Regions from separate parts of the Homo sapiens genome. Here region 1 is linked to region 2. Evidence: chromatin loops called from intact Hi-C (ENCODE). Cell type or tissue: PC-3. All regions are shown on one strand. Links, peaks and the distances in the headings refer to the core of each region. The heading gives the core; the rest is flanking DNA.

Evidence for each region. Peaks named below come from ENCODE experiments on the same cell type or tissue, not always from the same donor. Only the 100,000 strongest peaks of a DNase experiment are listed, where the experiment ranks them.
Region 1: it touches region 2 in a loop (7-fold over the local background); 2 of 110 quality-filtered maps call a loop at or near these places.

What each region holds. Positions count from the first base shown.
Region 1 is chr6:15,131,851-15,134,765 of GRCh38, reverse strand. No RefSeq gene overlaps it. Among named protein-coding and RNA genes, the nearest start is that of JARID2-DT, 110 kb to the left of the region's middle. RefSeq lists an enhancer at 1,144-2,343. In PC-3, for the core only: no CTCF peak of the experiment used is centred there; DNase peaks (open chromatin) are centred at 1,295 and 1,705; H3K4me3 peaks cover 1,349 bases; H3K27ac peaks cover 2,317 bases.
Region 2 is chr6:14,733,564-14,736,478 of GRCh38, reverse strand. No RefSeq gene overlaps it. Among named protein-coding and RNA genes, the nearest start is that of LINC01108, 450 kb to the right of the region's middle. RefSeq lists a silencer at 78-157 and an enhancer at 2,431-2,915. In PC-3, for the core only: no CTCF peak of the experiment used is centred there; DNase peaks (open chromatin) are centred at 1,498 and 2,008; H3K4me3 peaks cover 1,075 bases; H3K27ac peaks cover 2,500 bases.

The sequences.
Region 1 (2,915 bases), core at 189-2,688, 400 kb before region 2:
CAAGTAAAACTTGTATATCGTTATAGCATTTAACATGATGCTGCTTTCGTTGTTGTTTTGTTTTTGTTTTTTTTATTGATAGGACTGTTTAAAACACAGGATCCATGGGAAGAGGGTCAAATTTAAAGAGGCCCTTAGGGATTCATTATATGGAATAACCAGAATTTGTTGTGTGGGGCAGTTGAAGGCATTAGAGACAAAATCCTGGTTTCCTAATTTGAGAAATTAAAAAATATATATAGCTTGCAGACCACTACCTTTGTCACCTCCCAGGAATCAGGAAGCCCAGGTGAGGATCCATCGCATTAGGAGAGTGTTACGTCATGCTCTGAGATGTGAATACCTCGTAGAATGGATAATTTAGGCTATTTAACATATGCAGATTGTCATGTGTCTAATGCAGCATCAGGATCTGGAGTCACACCCAGCGCTCTCCACTGTCTACCCCGCACTCCACCATGCCCAGATTTTATCACTCCTAGAACTGCTTTGTAAATTAGCATTCATCCATGATAGAGGCCTAGATGACAGACAAGACGTCCGATGATGCTATGAAGAAGTAACATGGGCTGAGCATGGTGGCTCACGCCTGTAATCTCAGCACTTTGGGAGGCCGAGGCAGGAGGATCACTTGAGCCCAGGAAATTCAGACCAGCCTGGGCAATATAGGGAGACCCCGTCTTTATAAAAAACTAAAAAAAAAGAGAAAAAAATTAGCTGGGCATGGTGGCATGTGGGAGGCTGAGGTGGGAGCATTGCTTGAGCCCTAGAGGTCAAGGCTGCAGTGAGTGGAGATCGCACCACTGCACTCCAGCCTGGGCAACAGAGTGAGACCCTGTCTGAAACCCCCCACCAAACCAAAAAGCACACAAGCAACAGGATGCTATGAAGAAACAAAAGGTTAATAATTAAAAAAAAAAAAAAAAAAACATGCACAGCACTTTGCTTTCCCATTTATCTGGCTAGTGAATGGGGGTCAGGTTTGGGAGGAACGTTATGGAGGGAGTAAGCTCACGTTTGGAGCCAAAACCAAGAGCTTAGGCCTAAGCTCTTATTTTTCGCAAGCAACACTGTGGGATGCCCATGAAAATATGATTATGGAATCCTCTCCATAAAAACAAAGTAGCAAGACCTTCAGGTGCTTCTCACTCTTATTCATGAATAGCCCCTTTTTCTTTCTGTTGACATGGAGTCAAGCAAGTGATTTCAGGGACATCTCAATGAATCACTGACCGGGTAGAGACTTGTTTCAGGAGCAGGCTTCCTAGGGGCAGGATGTGTGCAGGGCGGGCAGGAAATGAATGGGCAACGAGAACGGCATCTGGTCAATGGCACAACCATCTTTTTCTTCTGTTACTTCTCTTTAGAGCATTTGCTCATTCAGCAAGAAAGTAGAGAACAGCTGCCGCATCTTCAGGGCTTCCTGGTTATGCTGCAAAGTGACTAGGGTCATTCAAAATGGGTCCCTGCCCTTAAGAAACTTATGCTCTATACAGAATCCCAGACATGTTTCAAGGACTTGAGAAATAATTACAAGGTAACTCACAATGTCTCTTCCTTTGAGGAAAAGATCAAAAGGGCTGTAGTACAATGAATCATCATGTTGGTGCCTGTTTGGATTGCCTAAGTGTTCCAGGGAGGCATTTGGACTGGAGGTGAACAGGAGCCAGGACTAGATTTGAGAGGCTCTTGACTTTCCCACTCCCTGCCCTGGATCTGATTCCTCCCCAGGAGCCTGGGAATTACAGTGTTGGTTCTCTGACTCACTAGGATGTCATAAAGATGGTGAGACATTGTCTGTCCTGCTCCTTCCGCCCTTTGACAGAAAGGCACCTCTAGAGATGAATACAGGGTGTTAATGCTGATTATAGCAGTTTCGATTTGCATTTCCATACACTAGACGACCTAATCCACTCTGTCTAAACATGGAAATCCCATAACTCTGCCCAACTCATCACTCCATTAATCCACTTAACCCCTGGCCAATACATAATCTAAATATTTAATCATGTCTATTTGTTATCTGTGTTTATTCCATGTTCATTCATGGTCTGAGTCTCCTCTCTGTTTATCCATCTCAGTAGAATCTAGTCTAAACCAGGAGAATCCCAAGGAGAGGAGGAAGAGTGTCTTATCCATTTTATTCTTTTCTGGCACATAGTACTGAACTTGGCACGTAGTAGGTGTTTGATGTTAACTGGCAACAATCTCTCAGAATAATTTTTTTTTTTTTTGCATCTTCAGAGAAATATTTTATTATCACTATCGGAGAATCTTACTGTTTCCAATGCCCACCACAATGCCTGGCACATACTGTTTAATGAGAAGTTGGATAATTAATCTTGGGTCATACAATGGGAGCAGGAGAATGCGAAAAAGCAGAACTGGTCTAGAAGGGAGAAGACTTAGAATCTGTTTTTGGTTCTGCAATAGGCTAGTATATGAGGTTGGTCAAGTCTTTTGAAGGCTCTGGGCCCTGGCTTTCTTGTTAGTCGTGTGGATGGATAGGATTAGAACCCCAATCTGCTTTGGCTCCAATATTTTGCCTAGATCTGAGGGCTATGGTATAGAAAAAGGCACAAGGAGGCGGGGGTTCATCAAATGTCAGAATGAGCGCTTCTTCCCACCATTACCACTGCCACTTAAGGACCAGGAAAATGGGCTGGAAACCAGGGCATCTGTTTCCCTCTACGCCTCCTCTTCACCCTCACTGGCTGTCCCTCACAGCCTGGGGTGGGGGGACTGCAGACATCTGCTCATTCCATCTGCATCAGCTAATGTTTATGCAGTGCCCCTGGATGCACGGGCCTGGAGTCACCTGGGGGAGGGCGTGCATGTGTGCAGAGGGCGGGAGGTGGGTCCTGATCACGCCAAAGCCTCCATATGGACTGTATTTTTCCCCATGCAAAACGCAA
Region 2 (2,915 bases), core at 268-2,767:
TAGAGGAATGATTCAGGTAAAGCCCCACTGAGGGCAAAAGGTAATCTGTACCAGGTTTCAGAGTTACCAGTGTAATCAATCAAAATGTGTCATTAAGCCCCTGGCTGCGTGTTCTCCAAATGGAGTCAGTAACACCCAACCCTTAAGCTTATGGGTTAGGGGGACCTCCCCACCCCTCCCTTCTGTTTCACTTTGATGGGGTCCACCTTGGATAAACTCTCTGGTGCTAAAAAAGTACTGAGAAGTGACAGAAAGTTGCTTCACATCTACTCTATTTTTCAAGAAAAACATTACTATTTTCTCTGAATATGGAACCACCCCAGTGCTTCTGTGAAGTGGAGCTGGGTTATTCAGAGGCCCTTTCTGGTTTTATCTTGTCTTTCACACACTTGGCAGGACAGGTATTCTGATCTCCAGTGCATAACTGAGGACAGAGCACATGGAGGGCAAGAGACCTTGAATAACTATAGAGCTGCTTAACTCAGCACTGGGATAGGAATTCAGGACTCCCTACTCAAGGTCTGTGCCTCTAGCACTAGTCCACACCAAGGGCATTTCCTTAACGGTGGAGATTTTCTTCATGAGTACATTCATTCCCCTCAGACTTAAAAGTTGTCACAAATCCCAAAACTATACAAAGCATGAGCATGGCATTGGTGGCTGTGTGTGTGTGTGTGTGTGTGTGTGTGTGTGTGTGTGTGTATGTGCGCTGGGGGCAAGGGACCTCAACCCCACAGAGACTTAGCCTTACCTGTTGTAGGTAGCTGATGGGAACATTTGTTCCCTGCTGTCCTTGTTTCTATTGGGGACATGTTTCCATTGAGTAAATCCCCTGGCCGCCTGCATCCTCTCTCTCCTTCACTTCATTGGAGGAAGAGGAACTTCAGTCGGCCTGGGAGAAGCAATGGAAGATGTACGCCTCACCTATTCCTTTCTCTCTGGGAAGAGCCTGAGGAAAGTAAACATCCTCTGCCCCTCCAAGCCTTAACTTTTAAGTGGTAAATCTCCATGTTGCAAAGTTTCTGTTTGCCATCAGTGGTACAATATTAACAAGCCCAAGGACCTGAAATGATAGCCACCAACCAAGACTTTGTCAACTTAAAAGAATGGTGATATTTTCCCTCTATCTGCCTGATTCCTATTCCTCTTAATTGGCTCAGAAGTTGGGCAGGAAAGAGGGGTCCTATTTATTGGGTACCCTAAAACCCCAACATAAGGGAAGTCTTTTCTGGTTTCCTCTGGGAAACCTTAGGTTCAACAGTGGCCTGTTGTGGATAAAGATCTACTCTTGGGGGTGACCAAGGATTTGGGGGCAGGAATTTGGAATGAGAACCCAGGCAAGCTGAACTAAAATGCTAACTGGGCAAGGGTGTCCTGTCTCCAGTTTGATGACCAAGGGAAGGTCCTGACTCACTTGGGGCTTATGAAGGGTAACAAGGGGGACTTCTCAGTAAATCAACCACTCACTCTTCATGTGACAGTAAAAGCAGTCATGGAACAAACAAACTTCCTGCCAAGGCTCCTTCTTGTTACCGCAAACTTTCAAGTGTGAGTAACCATGTGAGCAAGGGGGAACCCAATAATTACTAGAATAATTCCTTTGTGTGTGCTGAAGTTCAGTTCATATCTGACCTCCCCAGCCAAAAGTAATCTCTCTTCTCCAGACTTCTACGTCCAGTATCTGGAACTTGCATTTGAGACTTACTATTCCTGACTGGCTTTATTATTTGCTTAGTCATTGTGGTGGTGGTTCTTGCTTTTTGTGCATTTTATCTCCAGTCCCAAAGATTTTAAGTTTATTAGGCATAAGGACCATGTCGTATATCTCCTTGTATTTTCCCTGACCATTCAAGGGCCTAGCATAACATTTACTTGCATTTGGAAGTGTGGAAATAAATGAAGACCAACCAAATAAGAATAAGCACAGGCTGTTTATTCAGAGCTACTATCGTTTGTGTTTTGGCAGAGACTCAAATGCGGGCAGAGGAGTGGGAAAACTTCATAGTAGAAAAAAGGGAGGCTCCAGGTATGTGCTGATTGGAGGCTGTTGGTGTGGGAAGCTGGAGGTGGTTCACTAGAAGCACAGATGCCTATGTGATTGCTTAGGGTGCATATTTGCCTTTCTCTGGTTTGTCCTAAGTTGGAAGCAGGGACAAAAATCAGGGAGGCTGTCCATTGTCAGTCAAGTTCTGGCCATTTGGAGCTGATTCTTACAGGGGTTATTGTTTGGCTTCCTAACTTGTTGATAGAGATAGTGGTTAGACTTCTAGAGGTCTGGCTGATGATAGCAGGCTGGCTTCCTGGGCCGATTGCTGTTGCTAATGGGTTGGTGTCCTGGGCTGGCTGCTGTAGATTGTAGGTTGGAGTTGTTTTTAATTATGGCTTGGCCGTTGTCCATTTGTATATTCAGTCTCTTGGTGAGTATCAATAAATCTTGCTTGATTAACTAATAGATTGTTCTGACTATGGGTTGAAGCATGCCCTTTGAATTAATATTATTTCTCTTTCTCCTCACTGCTTGATCAACTGTTTGACAGGTATTCTCCATTTGATTTTTATAACATGACCTTAGAAATAGCGCAAGGGAGAAGGAAACTTGCTCCATTTTTGCTCCTTTTCTTAATTACCTCTTTACAGACCCTATCTCCGAATAGAGTTACTGTCTGAGGCTCTAAGGGTTAGGGCTTCAACATTTGAAGTTTGGGAGGCAGTGGGGCATAATTCCCCATCATACTCTTTGAGGGCCTCATTTAACTGAATATGCTCAGATCTATCTCAACTCAAACACACTCTGAGCCTTTGGCCTGGATGCATCCAAAAGAAGTGAGTAGAATGCTCAGGTGGCCTGTGACTTGCCGTGATTCACTGACCAAACACGAAGGAAGTGGAGCAGATGGTCACGCCATTAGAAGGCA